2 separate regions of the Homo sapiens genome follow, and region 2 is linked to region 1. Evidence: chromatin loops called from intact Hi-C (ENCODE). Cell type or tissue: dorsolateral prefrontal cortex. All regions are shown on one strand. Links, peaks and the distances in the headings refer to the core of each region. The heading gives the core; the rest is flanking DNA.

Region 1 (10,541 bases), core at 72-5,071:
CATGCCATGACCTCATGGAGCGTGGTCACCGGACATTTCCTCCTGAGCTCTAGGCAGCTGTGGGGGATGCTGGGTGGCATAGCCCTTGCATGTGGCTGACACTTAGCAATGTTTGTGCCCATGTTGCACAGGGAGAGCACAAGTCACTGACTCTGCTAGGGCCTGGGGTCAAGGAAAATAGGCCCTTGGTGGGTGTCAGGAACAGAGTTGATTCGCTGCAAGGGGCAAAGGAAGTGCACACTTGGGGGATACTGAGGCAGCCACCGAGGATGGTGGCTCTGTCAGAGGGAGCTATGGCTGAGGGCCTGTCATGGCTTCAGGTGATATTTCAGGTGATTTGGGTGATGCTGGGACTGGGGACCATGCGCACATCCCCTCAGCAAGGGACTAGGTTCACAGAAACAGCACGCGGCCCACCAGCCTGCTCACCTCCATGAGCTGTCCCCTGTGCCAGACAGACAGCCTAACTCCAAGACCCTGTCTGAGCAGAGAGGGTTCGAGAAAAGACCTTGTCCTTCACCATCTTTCATGGGACAAATGCTTCCAGAATGAATGAATAAATGAAGGGGAGGGCAAGGGTCTTCCAAGGAAAGGACCTCTGAGTTCAGCCTAGGCGACAGCTACACACTGTCTGCCGGTGGACACCCAACTCTCTATCTTCCCCGAAATCTGCTCGGCTAGTTGTGCTACCTCTCTGTGCCTCAGCTTCCTCACCTGTGGAAGGGGGACAGTGCCAGCTATCTCTCAGATCGTGGTGGCTGGGGTGCCATGTGGCTCTGCCACTCCTTGACTGTAAGGCCTCAGGCCAGCCTCTTCATCTACCCACCTCTGCCTCCTCGTCCATCACACGGATCGGAAACAGGACGTACTGCTTATCAGCTGCTATGCAATAAATTGTGTTCCCTAAAAGGTATGTTGAAGCCCCAGCCCCCTGTGGCTCAGAATATGATCTTATTTGGAGTTAAAGTCTTTGCAAATGTAATTAGTTATGTTCACATGAGGTCACATTGGCTGGAGTGGCTCATGCCTGTAATCCCAGCATTTAGGGAGGCAAAAACATGAGGATCCATGGAGCCCAGAAATTCGAGACCAGCCTGGGCAGCATAGCGAGACCCCATTCTCCACAAAAAGAAAGATGAGATCACACTGTAGGAGGGCAGCCCCTGGTCCAAAATGCCCATGTCCTTACAAGAGGAGGAGTCACAGACACACAGCAGGCAGGGTGGGGAGGTGTGAAGGCACAGACACACACATGGGGAGATGCCGTGTGCAACAAGGCCAGCTAGGAGGAATGAGTCTACAAGCCAAGGACCTCCAGGAAGTCAAGGCCAGGCACTAACAGAAAGGCAGACTCTTCCCTGCAGCCTTTGAGAGAGCATGGCGCAGCTGCCACCTTGATCTTGGACTCTGGCCTCCAGCCCTGTGAAAGAATGAGCTTTGGCTGTGTTGAGTGCCCAGTGTGTGGTGCTTTGCCATAGCAGCCACGGGAGTTCCACATGGTGCTGCATAGGGATCCGGGGCTGCAGATCCCCGTGTGGGGCTGGACGTGTAGGGGAGCAGCAGCCACATCCCTTGTCGGCCCTGGTGCCGTGCCCTTACTCCCCGTCCCCTTTGGGGGTGCACAGGCCTACCTGCTGCCCAGAAAGCCCATGGCCAGCTCAGCCAGCTCGCCCTCCACCTCCTCCTGGCTGAGCACCGTCCCTGGGGCCTTCCATGGCAGAGGGTCCTCTGGGTTCAGCAGGGCTGGGAAGTCTTGCAGGAGCGTGTCCAGGAAGCCTGGGGTCTCCTCAGCTCCACTGGCCATTGGGCTGCTCTTCTGTGGGGCTCCAGAGGACATGCCCAAAGCATCCCGGGGGCCTGCAGCTAGGCCAGGGCAAGAGGGTCTCCAGGCTTCACCCTGGGGAGAAATGTCAGAGTCAGCAGAATCAGGGGGCCATGGCACCAGCAATGCAGGTGCCCACCTGCAAGCACCATGTGGCAGGTGCATGGCCTCATGGTTCAGGGCCACTAGAGGGTGGAGGGACAACCCTGGCCACTGTTTTGACATGAGTCCAGGTGGGGACTTGTGGGCATCCAGAGATCCGGTCTCAGGAGATGGTGCCAGGAGCAGCAGCTGGGTGGACATTGTCAAGAAGTGACAGAGGAGGAAGACTGTTCCTGGCAGAGGGTGGCCAGCGTGGCCAGAGACGAGCAGGACAGGGATGCCGAGGCCAGGCACTGAGGTAGGTGAGGGGGTTCAACCTGATCACGGGTCCCGAGCAGCCAGGAGGGCTCTGAGGTGAGGGAGTGAAGCCACCAGGTCTGTGAGCCTGGACGTGGTGACCAGATGGCAGGAGGGACACCTGTTGGGGCTCTAGTGGTGTTCAGGGGAGGAAAGAGAAGGGCCAAGATGCGGGAGGCCGGCCCAGGGCTGTTTTGGAGATAGGCCAGAGTGGGAGCAGGAAGGGATCCCCAGAGGCTGCTGGGGCCACCCAAGGGGTGGCCAGGAGAGAAGCAGAGGTTTAATCTGGGACAGACAGGAGGTGCTGTGGGACACCATCGAGCCTATTCAATGCTCTCTAATAGGAGGAGGGAATTGTGAGCCTAGAATGGCTCAGGCCTGCTAAGCCCTGGCTGGAAGAGGGGCACTGTGGACAGTTCCAGGCGCTGACCCCACTGTGCGGCATGTGGGCTCTTCCTCCCTAAGTCCTTAGGGATGACCAGAGCTGACCAGCCCTGGGAGTTGCCCCTAACACCCCAGGAGCCAGGACAAGCCCCCATTTCACAGATGAGAATCCCAAGGTTTGGAGAGGGTTAGTCCCTCGCCTGAGGTGTCAGAAGGAAGACAGGGCCAAAGAGGGATCGCAAAGCCTGTGCCTTCACTCCCTCACCGGCTTCTCTCTCACTGGAAAGAGGCACATGGTGCCTCACAGCCTCCTCCCAGGGTGGCTCTGGCTCCTCTTCTCTCCTAACTCCGAATCTCCATAGTCGCCTCCCCAGCCTGCCTGCCTTGCCTATACCCAAACAGCTCTCCAGCGCCCCCCCTTCCATGTTCTTTGCGTCGCCCCGGGGATTCACCTCCAGGCCCCACACCTGGGCCTCCCTGCCAGCACCCACTCAGCATGGACCCTTCTCTCTCCTGCCCCCTTCCTCTCGGGTGCCTGACCCCTCCAAACCCTCCCCACAGCGGGGACTCCACCTTGGGCTTTGTCTAACACTCAGGCTGGGAAACTTTATTCAGCGAGTCCTACGCAGTAGTGGATGAGATTGGATCCAGAAAAAAATAAAAAAGAAATCCTACACAGTTACTAAGCCAGGGAGAAAAACTGCATTCTTTTATGGTGACAAACGGACATGAGACTCTGAGGAACACCCCGAGTTCTAGGGTGGAGAATTTGGGGAACAGTTTCACAGCCCATCACCTTCATGAGGACTTCCAGGTTCTGAAAACTGAACGAAGAAGGCAAGGAGAATCTTCTAGAATCATCAGTCTTAGAATAGCCACAGACTCTGCCTACAAACTTTGCTAAAAGGGCGGCTGTGGCAGGGGCCTGAGGTGCAGGATGAAGAGAGTGGGAAGTAAGAGATGCAGGGAGCTCACAGCCCACAAGAGGGCTGTCCTTATCAGGAATTGCTAACTTGGAACAAGCCTTCTGGAAGCCTAAAGATAAAAAACACAAAAGAGAATGGGGTGGGCAGAGGGAAAGGTCCCAGCACCAAGTTAAATGTCTGATCAGTGAGGGATTTGGAATGCAAGGGGTGAAGGGTGGTAAATTAACAAAACACAAAACCCTTCTCTTCTTTTAGAGGCAGAATTGAAAGGTAATTTATTTAAAGTGGACACATACAAATAACGTAGGAATAGGGGTGCTTGCTACTGAAGGTTCTGGGGATAGACTAAATTTATTGCTATGGTTCACATTTACTCACAAGTAGGAGTAAATTTAATGCAACCCAGGTTACAGAAGGCAAGCAGGTAAAAGGATAAAGAACATAAAACAACTGGCAAGGCGCTGTGGCTCAGGTCTATATCTCAGCGCTTGGGGAGGGTGAGGCAGGAGGAGTGCTTGAGGCCAGGAGTTCAAGACCAGCCTGGGCAGTGAGATCGCCACCCCCCCCCCACCCCCCATCTCTACCAAAAAAGAAAAAAAAAGAACATAAAGCAAAAAAGGAAAAATCACTTTGAGAGCAGGAGGGACACTGACATTCAAACGACAAAGGGAAGACTGTGAGCTGGAGAAATGAGCAGAGGCTGGGAGCCCTAGTAGGTCAATGAGGAGGCGGCACGTCCTGCCAGCCATGCCCCAGCAGAGCTGTAAGGCATTCGAAGATGGCGTGAATTTCCCAGCAAGCTTGGCTGCCCTCAAGCAGTGCAAGCGGCCAAGGGCCCCTCTTCTGCCTGGGACTGCCCTGGCCCCTGGAGCTTCTGGGAGAATGTGAACGATGCAGAGCTGCCCCCAGCAACTGCCAGTGCCTGGGGCCTCCTCCCACTCCCTTGCAATTCCAAGTGATCTGGAGGCTCTACTGTCTCACCACAAAATGTGCTCATGTGAATTTATGATTAGGATCCAAGTGAGAGGACAGCATGCTCCCCGCTAGAGCACACAGAGGGCCCCCCTGGAGAAACCCCTGCCCACAGTGTAAAGCCCCACTGTCAAGGGCAGAATTCAAGACCCTTCACTTCCACCCCATTTGCTGGTGACGTCTGCTGGACCTTTTGGGATGCAGGTGCCTCCTTCTTGCCTCCTGACCTTGGGGTACTCTTTCCTGTGCCGTGAGCCCCTCCCCACAATCGGCCTGTTCCCTCAGGGAGGGTGGCTCCTCCTGTCTGCACTACAGACCCTGATTCACTGTGGCCACCTGCCTGCTCTCTCTGTGCCTTGTGCCCACTATCTGCACATGCCTCAATGGTGTCTGTGCCATGTGTACTAAGTAAGGTCTGGGGGGTGTGATGATGTGTGTGTGTGAAGCTCTGTCTGCATCTGTAGAGGGGACAGGCTGGCTTACTCTCAGGGCCTGTGCCAACTGCCTGCTCTTGTTACAAAGGCAGGGTGCCCAGGGCCATCTTACTTGCTGGGGACCAAGCACCCTTGTTTCTGCATCACCAACCTAAGGCAAGGGGTGAGGAGAGAAACCAGGACACAGCTTTCTCTCCCTGGAGCCCAGATGTCGAAAGGGACAGGAATCATTTCCTTCCTTTTCCCAATAAGCTCCTGAATCTGACGTACACCATGGCACACCCGGCAGGAAGGAGAAATTCCTCACCAAGGGAAACCAGAGGCAGCCCTGGGAGTGCCTGGAGGGGCAGGGGACAGTGCTGTGGTTCTTTGAGGGATCAACTGGAAGAGACAGCATCAGGAATGGCATGGAGGCCAGCGGCAAGCCGCAGGGAGTAGGGAGAGCTGGGAGAGCACCAGAGGCAGCGGAGCCTGGTGCTGGGCTTTCCTGAGCAGGGCACACCAGTGAAAAACTCCGAATAAGAGGGACGTGTGCATGAGCCTGTGCAAATCACCAAGAGCCCGGGGTGGGCATGGGAGGGACATTGGACTCCTGCATCCCAGCACCGCCTGCCTGGACCAGTCTGACCAAATGCGACTGGCAGCTGGTTCCTCCTGGATCAGGGCCCCACTGCACACCAAATGGGTGCTCACCCTCCTAGAACCTATTTAAGGTCCCACATAGGTGAGAAATGGCAAAGCAAACTCATCGGGGGGCAGCTGCAGGGGTGTGGCTGACGGTGCTGCCAGCTGCCATCCGCCCCTGCTCTGAGCACTCTTCCTGGGATGGCTTTTAGCCTCCCAACAACCTCTTGTGGTTATCCCCACTTCACAGGGCAGGCTGTAGCAGAAGAGCTAAGGAACTTGCCCAAAGTCCCAGGGTGGGGTTCATGCTGGGGAACCTGGGCCTTAACTGTGATGACACCTGGGAAGTCATTCTGACTCCTTCTATCCCTGACCTGTCCCTCATTGGCCACCAGCTCTGGGCTTTGGCTCTCTCATGGCTCCTCCTTCCATTTCTGTGTACCCCCCACCCTAGGGCAGCCCCTCCCCTCCTTGTTTTGTGGTGCCCTCCTTCCATTTTGCCTCCCGAGATCTCTCAGATCCTTTGAGGCTTTGCTGAAATCTCCCCATCTTTGGATCCAGCATGCTCTCTTTCATGTCTCTATGGCACTTTTGCTCACATCTGACTTGTAAAAAGTTTTTTTTTTTTTAATTTAAAATATTTATTTTCCTCTAGTGCATTAGTTTTGACTCCTAAGCTTAACGAATGCAGGGTTTAACAACTGCAGTTTTTTAGGGGACATAGAAAAAATACTTGTTGAGTCTTGCTTAACTGCAGAACCAAGGTAATGAAAAAAACCCAGCAATCCTTAGAAAAGGGAACTGCACCACTATAGTGTAACAAAAGCATCATTCATGTTAACTGTTTTTTTTTGTTTTTGTTTTTTTTGAGACAGAGTCTTGCTCTGTCACCCAGGCCGGAGTGCAGTGGCGCAATCTTGGCTCACGGCAACCTCCGCCTCTCAGGTTCAAGTGATTCTCCTGCCTAAGCCTCCCTAGTAGCTGGGATTACAGGCACCCACAACCACGCCTGGCTAATTTTTTTGTATTTTTAGTAGAGATGGGGTTTCACCATGTTGGCCAGGCTGGTCTCGAACTCCTGACCTCAGGTGATCTGCCCGCCTCAGCCTCCCAAAGTGCTGTGATTACAGGTATGAGACACCACGCCTGGCCAACCTTTTTCTACCAAAAGAGATTCTTATTTCTTTATTCATAACTACTAATACTAATAATAGTTAGATGTAAATCCTAGATTTTTTTTCTACATATATAAATTTTTTTTATTGTTGTAAAATATACACACTATGTATCCTTTTAACCATTTCTAAGCGTACAGTTCCATGGCATTAAGCATAGTCACATTGCTGTGCAATGACCATTTCTTTCTACAGGCCTGACTTTCTTGATAGACTGTAAGCTCCCTGTAGTCAGGGAGCCCACGATGGCCCTTTGTGTACAGCAGGTGGTAAGTGTGATGGCAGAGGGAAGAGTGACTGGCGGGTGGCATGGGCTGAGGAAGCTACACCACTCTGAAGGGTGCAGTGGGCAGCAGCGCCAGGTCTTAAAAGACTCGGTTGGCTTCAGGTCAGATGGTATCCTTTTTTTTTTTTTTTTTTTTTTTGAGAGGGAGTTTCGCTCTTGTTGCCCAGGCTGGAGTGCAATGGTGGGATCTCAGCTCACTGCAACCTTCGCCTCCCAGGTTCAAGCAATTCTCCTGCCTCAGCCTCCTGAGTAGCTAGGATTACAGGCACCTGCCACCACGCGCGGCTAATTTTTGTATTTTTAGTAGAGATGGGATTTTGCCATGCTGGTCTGGAACTCTTGACCTCAGGTGATATGCCTGCCTCGGCCTCCCAAAGTGCTGGGATTACAGGTATGAGCCACCGCGCCCGGCCTTCAGGGGGTATCTTAAAGGAATTCCACAAATGAACTTGTGTAGAGGTTCATGGCTTTCAGAAATGCATTCGTTTTGTTTACCTCTCACAACTACGCTGAGAAGTACATACTGTCAGGCTACACTGCAGATGAAGAAATAGGTTATAGGAGGGCAAGCACCCATTTAAGGTCTCACACAGGTGAAAGGGCAAAGCGAACTCAATCAAGGTCTCTGGATGCCCAATGCCTTTGGTATTTCCACCTCGCGTGCAGGAGGAAAAGAGCGAAATTTGACAACAGAAGAGACTGGAGATGGCCTCAGAGTGCTGGCCGGCCCCACTTTCTATCCCCCGTGGTGAGAGCTCAGCTGGGCCCAGAGAACTTGTCCCGGGGAATGCCACCACGACATGTGTGACTCTGTCCCGCAGGGTGGAAGGCTTCGAAGGAGCCCGCCACCATGCAGTGGGCCTCACTGTGTGTCAAGCGCTGTGCCGAAATCCCTGCAGCCGGAGCCAGTTCTTCCTGTTGTACAGACAGGTTCAGGGGCTTGCCTGACCGAACCCAGCGGCAATGTGCCCGGCCTCCGCGCCTGAGGCTCTGGCTCACAGACCTGTGGCTGAAGCAGCTGCAGCCCGAGCACTTGTGCAGCTGACGCTCGCTTCACGGACGCTTGGGAGGCCGCGGAGCCGGGGGCCATCAGGCAGACTGGGCCCCTGAAGGTGCAGGGACTGGGGGGATATGGGGCAACGTGCCGGCCCAGAGGCTCCTGGGGGGTGGGGAGAGGCCAAATCTCGGAAAATGGGGCGCGTCCCCCTCAGCACCCGATTCTGCCTCATAGCCCTCGGTCCCTACCAGGCCCTCGGCTCGGCCACACCCCCGCCTGCCCCCCAGTTCTGCCCCCTTGGCTCCCCAGCCCCCCAACTCCCAGCCTCGGGTTCCTCATGTCCGCAGCGGCCCCTCTTGCTCCTCGGCCCCCCGCACTGCACCCCCGCACCCTTTCGGTGCACCCATGTGAGCCTCGTCTCGGCCTCCTTGCCTCCCCAGCCCTCTGATTCCACCCCTCCGGTTCCTCGGTCCCATTTCACCCCTGTGCGCCTTGGGCGCTCGCCTGACCCTCGTCCCAGCCCCGTCAGCCCTCTAATCCCGTCCCCCCCGGCCTCCTCACCCCTGGTCTCCGCGGGCCTCAGCTGTCTCCTCGCGGCTCCGTGTCCCGCAAGCTGCTGCCGGCCGGCCCCGCCCACTTCCCGTCCCTGGCCGCCGCGGGCGCCGCGGGCGCCGCGCAGGCGCAGTCGGGCCTCCAGGCTGGCGGGGCCGGACCTCTGCTGCCCCCTGGCGGCTACGTGGACGGTGACTGCGGCCCTTTAGTGGTAGGCGAACTGCGGCTCCACCTGGGCTCCGGAGCCGCCCCAGTCACCAGCCTCTTGCTTCTCTTCTGCAGCTTTGGGTGGGCGGCTGGATGGGGAAAGCAATCCCTAGGTCACAGCGCCCAGAAATTAAGCAACTTCTGCCGTCAATAGCTGGTAAGTGACAGAGCAGGGATGCAAACCCAGACTGCCCAGGCAGGCTCATCCGTCCGGGAAGGAGGCACAGTCCCAGGCTCATTATGAGTTGTTTGTTTCCACAAACGTTGAGGCTTTTGTTATCTTTCCGTTCTGGAGGTCAGAAGTCCACTTAGCCTCAGTGGGCGAAGATCCAGGGATCGCCAGAATGCGTTCCTTTCTGAGGATTCTAGGGGAGAAACTGTTCCCCTGCCTTTTCCAGCTCCTAAGGGCTCCCTGCATACCTTGGCTCGTGGCCCCTTCCTACAGCCTCGAAGCCAGCAATGGCCAGTTGAGCCTTTCTCACACTGCCACCTCTGGTTCCCTCCTCTGCTTCCTTCTGCTACTTCTAAAGACCCTCCTGATGCCATTGGGCCCACCCAGATAGTCCAGCATCATCTCTCTAAATCAGTTGATTAGCAACCTTAATTCCCCTTTGCCCCTTATTATTATTATTATTTTTTTTTGACACGGAGTCTCACCCTGTCACCCAGGCTGTACTGCAGTGGCATGACCTCGACTCACTGCAACCTCTGCCTCCCTGGTTCAAGCGATTTTCCTGCCTCAGCCTCCCGAGTAGCTGGGACTGCAGGCACGCACCACCATGCCCGGCTAATTTTTTTTGTATTTTTAGTAGAGATGGGGTTTCACCATGTTGGTCAGGCTGGTCTCAAACTCCTGACCTCAAATGATCTGCCTGCCTCGGCCTCCCAAAGTGCTGGGATTACAGTACAGGCGTGAGCCACTATGCCGGGTCTGCCATGTAATCTAACACAGGCACAGGTATAGGACATGAACATCTCTGAAGGGCCATTTTTCTGCCAACACAGAGGCTCTTGAAAATATTCTTTTTCTCTCTTTTTAGAGACAAGCTCCTTCTCTGGTGCCCACACTGGAGTGCAGTGGCATGATCACAGCTCACTGCAGCCTCAAACTCCTGGGCTCAAGTGACCCTCCCCTCCTGCCTCAGCCTTCCTAGTGTCTGGGAACACAGGCAAGCACCACCACGCCCAGCTGATTAAAAAAAATTTGTAGAGACAGGGTCTCTATGTTGCCCAGGCTGGTCTTGAACTCTTGGGCTCAAGTGATCCTCCTGCCTCAGCCTTCCCAAGTGCTGGGATTATAGGTGTGAACCATTACACCTGGCCAAAATATTTTATTTTAAAGGCAGAAGAAAGAAACCTTTATGTCAAAGAAAATGTTTTAATATATGATATTAATATATTCACCTTTATACCAATGCCGTTGGAAAGTATAATTTTTTAAATGGAGGATGGGGCACCAGATCTTATGTGGCTCTGCCCACCTGACCTTCAGGTCCGCAGGCCTGTGTCCTTGCCAGGAATGAATGTCTCTGGGATGCTTCTCTAACAGGAGGAACCTGGAGTGAGACCAGGAACCTGGAGAACTAGCAGCTGGGTGACTGGAAAGGAAACCATCTGGGGTGGGGTTGGGTCTGCAAGGCAGGAGGTGTCTGGGCAGAGAAAGCAGGGCTGGGGCGGAGGGTCCTGCCTCATCCCATTCTCCTGCTCACTCTTTCCTAGATCCCTGTCAGGGCAGTAACCATGAGCAAGGCTTGAGGCTACTT
Region 2 (10,541 bases), core at 2,506-7,505, 140 kb before region 1:
AACTTCTTAGAAATTCTAACCTTTCATATCAAAACATCACAAAAATAAAAAAGGCAATAGGAATAATAATGCTACTAAGTGGCAGATACTTTCTGGGCATTCTAGAAAATCATTATTTAATTTTCCCAACAACCTGAAAAGCAATCAACATGTTAGAGACCAGGATGCAGGCTGAAGAAGTCTTTACAGAGCACACTTTAAGAAGCATCCCTACCTTTCATTATCTGCTTAGCACAAAGCAATCTCAATAGGTGAATTGACAAAAACTGTTCTGAGTAGTCACCAAAACCAACCAGTACCCTTTTCTCAGCCTGTCCTGCTGGAGCTCTCAGGACTGCTGTGAAGATCTGCACTGGCCTTCTATTCTCAGACTCTACTTTCTGCTAGTCTTCTACTTAGTCTATAAATATAAGTATTTCCAAAGATTCTTCCCACTTCCTTCTTCTAGGTAGTCAAACCTACTCCCAAAGCTTTTTTTTTTTAAAGTTTCATATACTTAAGAATATTTTATTTTTAAAAAATACATAGTTTCTCATTTTCTCCGGTCTCAAGCATCTACTGGCCTTTCATCATCTGGCCCTCCAATATCATGGTGTGGCTTATTTTCTATTTTTAGTAGAGATGGGGTTTCACCACGTTGGCCAGGCTGGTCTCGAACTCCTCACCTCAGGTGATTCAACCACCTCAGCCTCCCAAAGTGTTGGGATTACAGGTGTGAGCCACCATGCCTGGCCATGATTTTTTTTTAAGGTCTGTCAACACTATAAAATCAAAGACTAACCAAATTTACATGACACTAATCAATACAATGCCAAGGCTACAAAATAAAAAAGCAGTAGTACTCAGTATAATTCCATACAAAGGAAAATAAATAAGGATATGGTACAAGAAAATATACCTTTTGGGCTGTGTAAATTCAGATTTTCAAAAACAAAGGATGCCCCAAAGACGTGTTTCATTTGTATCTATCAGAGTCTTTCTTTCATAGGCATAGCCAGAATTTTCACATGTTGTGATCCCAGCATCTTGTGACTCCTACTGGGATTTCTGTGGGATCAGTCTAGTAAACAAGGGCACAGACTAGTATAGCTCACGTTCCCTGGTAGTTACACTAGAAATGTGCTAGCAGAGCCTCCAAATAGGGTCTGTAACCCTGGTGAGTTCCTGTGGTCCTGAAGAATAAAGTCTACAAGAGAGGATCCCGGAAGGGTCCTAAGATGTCAATGTCTGCTGGGTCTTAAGCTTCATAAAATAAGTGCAAAGCATGTTTATGGAAACCAAAAAGCAAGCTTATTTCTGTCGGCCTTGACTGATAACAGAGCCAAAAGTTAAAGGTCTAAGACACTGATAATAGCTGATATCGATAAGGGTTCAAGATATTTTGGTAAGGGTTCAAGAGTAAAAAACACTGTAACATAGAAGTCATTGGATGAAGGTTGAAGAAATCTTCTTGAAAATCTGAAAGGACCTAAATAACAGGAGGTCAGTGACGCTGCAAGTTACAAACTTCCTAGGCCAAGGGGCCTGTGGGAATAGGCATCATGGTCACATGGCACTGAGGATGTGATAAATGTGCAGTGATCCCAGAGCTCCAGCAAACACAAGTCCTCTCCTCATGTGGTGTTCTCAACTGTCATATGCACACTGAACTGCCACTGCCTCTTGCCCTGCTTTGACACGCTCACTGTAACAAATCAGTGACATACCATACTCATCTTTGAATGAGATTCTCTCTTCTCGCATTTATACCCATGAGAATGATGCACACACATTGCTGTATACTTTTTTTTTTCTGAGATGGAGTCTCACCCTGTTGCCCAGGCTGGAGTGCAGTGGTGCCATCTCAGCTCACTGCAACCTCTGCCTCCCACTGATTCTCGTGCCTCAGCCTCCCAAGTAGCTGGGATTACAGGTGTGCGCCACCACACCCAGCTAATTTGTTTGTATTTTCAGTAGAGACAGGGTTTCACCAAGTTGGTCAGACTGGACTTGAACTCCTGACCTCAGGCGATCCGCCTGCCTCAGCCACTCAATGTGTTGGGATTACAGGCGTGAGCCATGGCACCTGACTGCTGTATACTTTTAAAATATCAGTAAAGGCCGGGTGTGGTGGCAAATGCCTGTAGAATCCCAGCACTTTGGGAGGTCAAGGCGGGCGGATCACGAGATCAGAAGTTCGAGACCAGCCTGGCCAATATGGTGAAACCCCGTATCTACTGAAAATACAAAAATTAGCCAGGCATGGTGGTGGGCACCTGTAATCTCAGCTACTCAGGAAGCTTCAGCAGGAGAATTGCTTGAACCCAGGAGGTGAAGGTTGCAGTGAGCTGAGATCATGCCACTGTACTCCTGGGCAACAGAGCAAGACTCTATCTCGAAAAAGTATAAAATAAAAATAAAAATAAATAAAATAAAAATAAAATAAAATAAAATAAAATGTTAGTCAATTTGTTATGCTTCTGATTCTTTGTGTTAACTTGGGTTTTCAAGACGATGCCTAAATTATGCCACGGCCAACAACTCGTGTGTGTGAGTGTGAGTAGGTGAACAGAATGGCCTTAAAGACAAGTCCATAAACTGGGAAGAGACAACAGAGAGAGTAGTCTGGTTCTATTTGTTTTATTCTTAAAGATGAACACTTTCAAGCAAAAATAAGAGCCAATTCTTCCCAGAAATGTTATATGCTTAAAATATTGATTGAGAATGTCTCTCCAAAAACAAAAGCAATCTGCCATAACAGGGCTATGATGATAACCAAAAGAAAAAAAAAACACGAGGAGACATAAAAATATTCACTGCAAATTTTCAAGACAATCATTAAGTGCCAAAGAAGTAGTACAGCCATCCTAAACATAGCTTTATTCGTTTTGTGCCCACCTGACTCTTGGTTGCACTGATCCAGGTAAAGGAGCTGGTTCCATCCCATGTGGAAAAGACATAAACCTGTATCAGAAGGATCCTAAGAGGGGACAGAGTCCAATCCACACAATATCTGATGAAGGAAGCTGTCCTTTACATCTCACTGGACATTGGCCACCGTGTTCACCCACCGTGACAAAACCCACCGCTTTTTACACACAGTTCTAGAAGGTTCCCCACGATCTACTTGCAACCAACCTTTTTAGCTTAGTGTCGATGACTCCCTATTACTCATCCAATGCTGCAGCCACAGGGAGGAAGACTCAGTGCTTTCGGTAGTAGTCCCTTCCTTCTTATTTTATTTCTGTACTCTCTGCCTATGATACCCTATGTCCAATAGAGCCACTGGCCTCCCGCAAGAAAAGCTACCCAACCTCGAGGGCCGGCACAGATACCACCTTCTTCCTGCTGCCTCCCAGTCCCAGCCAGCGCTAGCCCACCTCTCTCCTTTGCATTTGTACACCATCTTTTTCTCCATCTCAGTTACAGAACATCTCATTATAATCACCTACTGTCTACCAGATTTCTGATCTATCAGTTTTCAGATTTCAAGGGCAGACCCTCATCTCTCTTGTCTGGCGTATCTCAAAGGGCTTCTCATAGGAGTGTCTGTTGAACTGAAATCCAATAAATGATTATTGCTATACATATATATGTACTTAAGCAGCTTTATTAACCTATAATTCACACACCATACAATTTGCTCATTTAAAGTGTATAACTCAATGGTTTTAGTATTATAATGGTGGAAATTAACCATTACCACCATCCAATTTGAAAATATTTTTATAACCTCAAAAAGAAATTCCAGTGAGTTAGTATTCCTTCCTTCTTTATTCTCCCAACTCCTCTAGCCCTAGGCAATCAGTAATCCACTAATTCTAATTTTTGTCTCTATGGATTTGCCTATTCTAGACATTTCACGTAAACAGAATCATACAATATGTGTCTTCTGTGGCTGCCTTCCTTCACAGACATGTTTCCAAGATTCATCCATGTTGTAGCATTATCAGTACTTCACTCCTTTCTCTTCTACTGTGTGGATCCACCACACTGTATTTATTCATCATCAGCTGGACATTTGGATTGTTTCTACTTACTGGCTATAGTGAACAATACCACTATGAAGATTTGTGTTCAAGTTTTTGTATAGATGCATGTTTTCATTTTCACTAAGGAGTGGAATCCTCACCAACACTTATTATCTGACTTTTTAACTACAGCCATCCTAGTTAGCATGAAGTTGTTTCAATGTAATTTTGATTTGCATTTTTCTACTGACTAATGATGTCAAGCATCTATCATTCCATGTGCTTATTGCCATCTGTATATCTTCTTTAGAGAAATGTCTATTCAGATCCTTTGTCCATTTTTTAAACTAGGCTATTTATCTTTTCATTATTGAGTTATAAGAGTTCTTCATATATTCTAGTTTTAAGTCCCTTATCAGATGTATGATTTGCAAATACCTTCTCTCATTCTGTGGCTTGCCTTTTCACTTTTTTGATGGTTTGCTTTGTAGCACAAGTTTCTAATCTTGATGGAATCCACTTACTTTTTTCTTTTGTTGCTTGTGCTTTTGGTGTCATGTCTAAGAAGCTTTGCCTAACATAAGATTGCAAAGATTTACTTCTATGTTTTCTAAGAGTATTAAAGTTTTAGCTTTTAATTGAGTTCTTCAATCCATTTTGAATTTTTTTTTCCTTTTGAGACAAGGTCTCACTCTGTCACCCCAGATGGAGTGCAGTGGTGCAATCTCTGCTCACTGCAATTTCCACCTCCCAGGCTCAAGCAGTCCTCCCACTCAGCCTCCTGAGTAGCTGGGACCACAGGCACATGCCACCACGCCCAGATTAATTTTTTTGTATTTTCGGTAGAGATGGGGTTTTGCCATGTTGCCCAGGCTGGTCTTGCTCCGGAGCTCAGGCAATCCACAGGCCTTGGCCTCCCAAAGTGCTGGGATTACAGGCGCGAACCACTGCACCCAGCCATTTTGAGTTAATTTTTTCATCTTTTTGTATGTGGCTATTCAGTTGTCCCAGATTCATTTGCTGAAAAGACTATTCTTTCCCCAGTGAATGGTCCTGGCATCCTTGCCAAAAATCAGTTGACCATAGATACACGGGTTTATTTACTGACTCTCACTTCTATTCCACTGACCTATATGTCTATTCTTATGCCAGTAGCACACTGTCTTGATTACTGTGTTTTGCAGTAAGTTTTGAAATCAGGAAGTGTATCAGTTCTCCATATGAATTTCCATATGAATTTTGGGATCAGCCTGTCAATTTCTACAGAAAAAAACAACTGGGGGCTTTGATAGGGATTGCACTAAATCTGCAAATCAATTTGGAGAATACTGCCATCTTAACAGTATTAAGTCTTATGATCCACAGACATGGGATGCCTTCCCATTTATTTAGGTCTTCTTGAATTCCTGTGCATTTTTTTAGACTGAATCGACATCGCTCCGTCACATCTAAGATATCCATAAATTTCCCTCGTTTACCTGTAACACCCATTAAAACAGAAATATGTAAATGCTGCATATTTTCAGAACTCTGAGGACTGTAAAGAATTTGGGGTTTTCTTATTTAGTTGGAATGCCTTATTAGGTATTAAAGTCAGTGACGTTAAGTTTTCTGCTGCTATCTTTTGAATAAAATTTATTGAAGAAAAATGTCACCAACAAAACATGATTTTAAAACTAACACATAAGGCCAGGCGCGGTGGCTCACGCCTGTAATACCAGCACTTTGGGAGGCCAAGGTGGGCGGATCACAAGGTCAGGAGATTGAGACCATCCTGGCTAACACGGTGAAACCCCATCTCTACAAAAATACAAAAACAAAGAAAAATTAGCCAGGCGTGGTGGCAGGTGCCTGTAGTCCCAGCTACTCGGGAGGCTGAGGCAGGAGAATGGCGGGAACCTGGGAAGCAGAGCTTGCAGTGAGCTGAGATCGCGCCACTGCACTCCAGCCTGGGTGACAGAGCGAGACTCCATCTCAAAAAACAAACAAACGAACAAAAAAACTAACACATAATGTACGTGATCCTGTTTATCTATATAAAGTATAAAAATACACATGTATGCAAGAGCATAGAAAATACTTTGGGAGAAAATACACTTTGTTTTTTAGGACAGAGTTTTGCTTTGTCACCCAGGCTGGCGTGCAGTGGTGTGATCTCGGCTCACTGCAACCTCCGCCTCCCAGGTTCAAGCGGTTCTCCTACCTCAGCTCCCATGTAGCTGGGATTACAGGCGCATGCCACCACGCCCGGCTGATTTTTGTATTTTTAGTAGAGATGGGGTTTCGCCATGTTGGCCAGGCTGGTCTTGAACTCCTGACCTCAGGTGATAAGGCCCACCTTGGCCTCCCAAGGTGCTAGGATTACAGGCGTGAGCCACCGCAACTGGCCACCAATTTGTTATAGTAGTTAGTTATCACGGCCTGGTGCTGTGGCCCACATACATAATCCCAGCACTTTGGGAGGCCAAGAAAGGAGGACTGCTTGAGCCCAGGAGTTCCAGACCGGCCTGGGCAACATACTAAGACTCTGTCTTTAAGAAAAAAAAAAAAAAGGTATCTCTGGGGAGAAAGGAGCAATGGGATAAGGAAGAAGAAGAGGACTACCACACTTTATTAGCATTTTTGCCATAAACATGTTTTTGGGTATTTCTGGTGTAATTTAAAATATGAATAATGACAAATATAACTATGCTTCAGTGAAAGGGTTTTTCAATATATATCACCTTAATAGTAAATAACCTGGCTGACCTTGAGATCACAGGTGGTGTTGAGCAGCAGGTTGGAAGGCTTGAGGTCACGGTGCAGAACGTTAGCTGAATGGATATATTTTAACCCTCTGAGGATCTGGTAGAGAAAATAGCAGATATGGTCATTGCTGAGGTGTTGTGTCTTCAAGAGCTTGTAAAGATCTGTTTCCATGAGGTCCTGTACTATATATCTGTTTGCACAGGTTAAGGTAAAACACCAATTAGCTGGTCACATTTAGCAAAGCATTGAAAACAAAAATGCATCCTCTCTTGACTCTCTTCCCAAACAGTCCATCATTACACCATGAAGCCCTTAAAGGAAAGAAGAAACTGAGGAAAACTTGGTTTCCTTCATGGAAAGAATCTGAAGTCGTTAACTCCTTTTAGGTCCTGTGAGATGGCAGGCATTCCAGCATTACATCTGACTGATGCGGCTATGGGCCTAGACTGAGATCTGAAACAGGCTGTTAGGGAAATTCTGGTCAATCTTGAAGTCTCAACCTCTTTGCTCTCTAAATTGTCCACCATCAACGAACCCCCTCCAAGGTTTGCTGGAAACACTGTTAGCCTGTAAGTAGCAGATACTCCCTCCTCTGTTTGGTCCAGTAACCTGTAATGTCACTATTCTTTTTACTTCTTGTTGCCGCTCCCCTCCTCTCCCAAGCTCCTCAAAAGCCAAACATAAAACTTCCAGAAATACAGGTCTAGAAACATACTCTTACTAGTAAATCCAACCCTAAGTCTATTTTCTTGACTCTTCCATTACTGTTAAGATCTTAAATAAGTAAGACTATGGGCAAGTCGTTCTAAGAAGGGGTTTGTGCTAGTTTTCCTCCTCATGCTTTCTTGCCTGGTCACGTACTTAACTACCTAAAAGTTTAGCTATGGCTACTTTCTTTCTCACAGAAATTAAATTATTAAAGCATTTAGCCTTTAACTTCATCATAGTATTATTTCATTAGCAGTATTTCTACATTTCTTTTACTCACTTCTGTGTAAACACTAGTCTCTGTTTCTTACAGATTTATGCTATAGGAGGCGCAGCATGGGATTCAAAGGAAACATGATTTAAAAATCTGTCATCTGAGAGAGGCTTATTTTCATGGCAAAAAGTAAAGCAGGACCAACAGGTGGTAGTGGCAGGAGGCATTTCACTTCAAATATCACTACAACTTATTAACAGAGCTGTTTAAAAATGGAAAGGGCTGCCTAGAAACAGCGAGCTCCCGCACCCTGGAGGGGCGGAATACAAATTGGGTAAACTGGTAGGAGTGCTGTATAACCCTTTCCCTTCTGGCAGATCCTCTTCAGTATACTTAACCTCTCTATCTTTCAAATGGAGCCTTTACCCAGGCAGCATCCTCTAGATCTGTTCAGTCCAGATTTCTAAATGTTGGTCAGAGTTAATCACATAATTTCAGACCTCAGTTGACCTTAAAGATCATGACGACCAGTTCCTTCATTTTAAAGGTGGGGAAACTGAGACCTAAAGTGGTAACCTGACTCTTAAGATCAGGACAGTCCTGATTTCACCAGGTAGATAGCCAGGGCACCCTCTTTCTTAGTCTACTACTGATCTTCCCTTTACCTTTTCATCATCACAACAAACCATCCCTTGGACAGAAGAAACATGACTGCAAACAGAGTTAACCAAGATTTTCCATGACTAGACTTAGGGAGTAAATAGCAAACAGATTACGATTTTCCCTTTAGCATGTTTAATGCACTTTTCCTTTAAGTTCAGGAAATTTCAAGTTCTATTTACTCAACAAGGTTACCAAGCAGTGGAATTGGCCAGTTGCCTAAAAAGGATACACATCTTTCATTTGCTCGATGGTTGGTGCTCGAATAATGTCATTGATTCCAATGATGTTCTCATGTCTGAAGCGCAGTAAGATTTTTATCTCCCTCAGGGTTCTCTGGCAGTAGGTCTGGTGCTCAAAGGGGCTGATTTTCTTGATAGCTACTCGAACTTTGTTGACATTATCATAAGCAGAGCTTAAAAAAGAGAGAGAGAGATGGCATTAAAAACAGCCCTCAGAATATTTGAAGAAGGCAAGTTGGTAAAGTATTATATTTTTAACACTGTGTAAACACCTGTTTCATACCCGTGAAGGCAGCATGTATATTATCCACAAAAAGGCCTCAAGCTAGGGAGGATGGATGCAACTGACATGAGAGAGCACACAGTGACTCTCAAAACTAACAGAGAACCTAGCCCTGTTAACTGGGTGAAAGTCTTGCCTTTATAAACCCAGAAATACACAAACAAGCATTCTCCCATTGTCTTAAACAGCAACTGCATTCTGGTGAGAGTAATCACTTCTGTCTCTGAAACACCTTCTTACTGTTGTATCAAATTCCTCTGACACAGAAGAAACATTCAAATAACCTACAACTGTACATCTTTATCCCTAACAAAAATGGACCCAAGAGAACACCTTGATTACTTCTATTAACTTTGTTTCTCTCACTTGCAAAACAACATGACCATTTCTTCCCCCAAGAAACTGAATCAAGATGTTTGGGTAGTTTTATAACAAAACCTAGAAAAGTATTCTTCAAAAAACATATTTGTGGCAATAACATGGGGCCCAGTTCTTTCCTAGTTGTCCTTAATGTCTGATAAACCAGAATTATAAGCAAAAGCAATAATAAAAATTATACCTTCAATTTTATGAATTTGAATCTTGAGTATTACTACTATCTTTATGATAAACATTCTATTACAATCTTGTGTATAAGAAATTTTCATATTAATAAATGTCAACATCTGGCCCACTGACCAAAGCAATCAAATAACATTGACAGGCAGTAAGACAACATTTCTTGTTTCCTTGGGGTAAGTGCTAGAATAGAAAGCAGTAAAATAACTTTATTCTAAAATTTATGCTTCTAGGGCCGGGTGCAGTGGCTCACACCTGCAATCCCAGCACTTTGGGAAGCTGGGGCGGCTGGATCACTTGAGGACAGGAGTTTTGAGACCAGCCTGGACAACATGGTGAAACCCCGCCTCTACTAAAAATACAAAAAAATTAGCCAGGCATGGTGGCAAGTGCCTACAATCCCAGCTACTTGGGAGGCTGAGGCACAAGAATCACTTGAACCTGGGAGATGCACGTGGCAGTGAGCCAAGATTGTACCACTGCACTCCAGCCTGGGCGACAGAGTGAGACTCCGTCTCTAAATTAAATAAAGTTTATGCTTCTATAATATTTATCAGTCTACTAATCCTAAGAATTATTGATACATTTGTCTGATTCTATGACAAGATAATGCTCTGGAGGAGAACTTTGTCTTACTAGGATCCAATTATCCTACAACACCATTAACATATAGTACACAGGTGGCCCCAAATGCTTTGAAATGAAGTATATTTTCTTAAGTAAAATAACCACTACTCAAATCTTATTTTGCTTTGGTTTGGTACATGAGGCCCTAAGCCAGTGATTTTCAGTTAGGCAACAGCATATATAATAGTAATAATTTAACATAGTATTAAAAAGCATATATAATAAGCAAGCTTATTCAATATTGGGAATATTTTTAGAAAAAAATTCTATTTTGGTAATTCAAATCATAGAACAAGAGTTCAACAACAGCACGGATTAGTTATAAAATGCTGGTTTAAACTCAACATTACAATTTTCTAGTGTTAATATTATAAATTTCTAGTGTTAACAGTCACAAGTGGTCATAATTTGTTCTGCAAAATTATAATCCAACAAAATTTTTGGAGAGAGGAGTTTATGGTCAGTGTGCCCCTCTACTGTATCAACACTCAGTGACGAAATAACTGCCCTCCCCCCCGGCCTCTTTAAAATTTTTTTGTGGAAGCAGTCTC

What was found. A loop is a pair of places that touch in the nucleus more often than their neighbours do. Peaks named below come from ENCODE experiments on the same cell type or tissue, not always from the same donor. Only the 100,000 strongest peaks of a DNase experiment are listed, where the experiment ranks them.
Region 2: a loop joins it to region 1, with 2.4 times the contacts of the local background. A loop is called at or near these places in 9 of 110 quality-filtered maps.

Annotation. Positions count from the first base shown.
Region 1 is chr22:21,944,212-21,954,752 of GRCh38, forward strand. PPM1F (protein phosphatase, Mg2+/Mn2+ dependent 1F) reads right to left here and starts at 8,637. Exons shown (of 8, transcript NM_014634.4): 1 at 8,581-8,637; 2 at 1,632-1,897. The coding sequence starts at 1,837. RefSeq lists enhancers at 1-223, 7,790-7,859, 7,906-8,426 and a silencer at 8,420-8,829. In dorsolateral prefrontal cortex, for the core only: no CTCF peak of the experiment used is centred there; a DNase peak (open chromatin) is centred at 3,010; H3K27ac peaks cover 3,914 bases.
Region 2 is chr22:21,799,152-21,809,692 of GRCh38, forward strand. It overlaps MAPK1 (mitogen-activated protein kinase 1), which reads right to left. Exons shown (of 9, transcript NM_002745.5): 2 at 8,513-8,695; 3 at 6,699-6,888. Among named protein-coding and RNA genes, the nearest start is that of MAPK1, 63 kb to the right of the region's middle. In dorsolateral prefrontal cortex, for the core only: no CTCF peak of the experiment used is centred there; a DNase peak (open chromatin) is centred at 4,880; H3K4me3 peaks cover 364 bases; H3K27ac peaks cover 1,312 bases.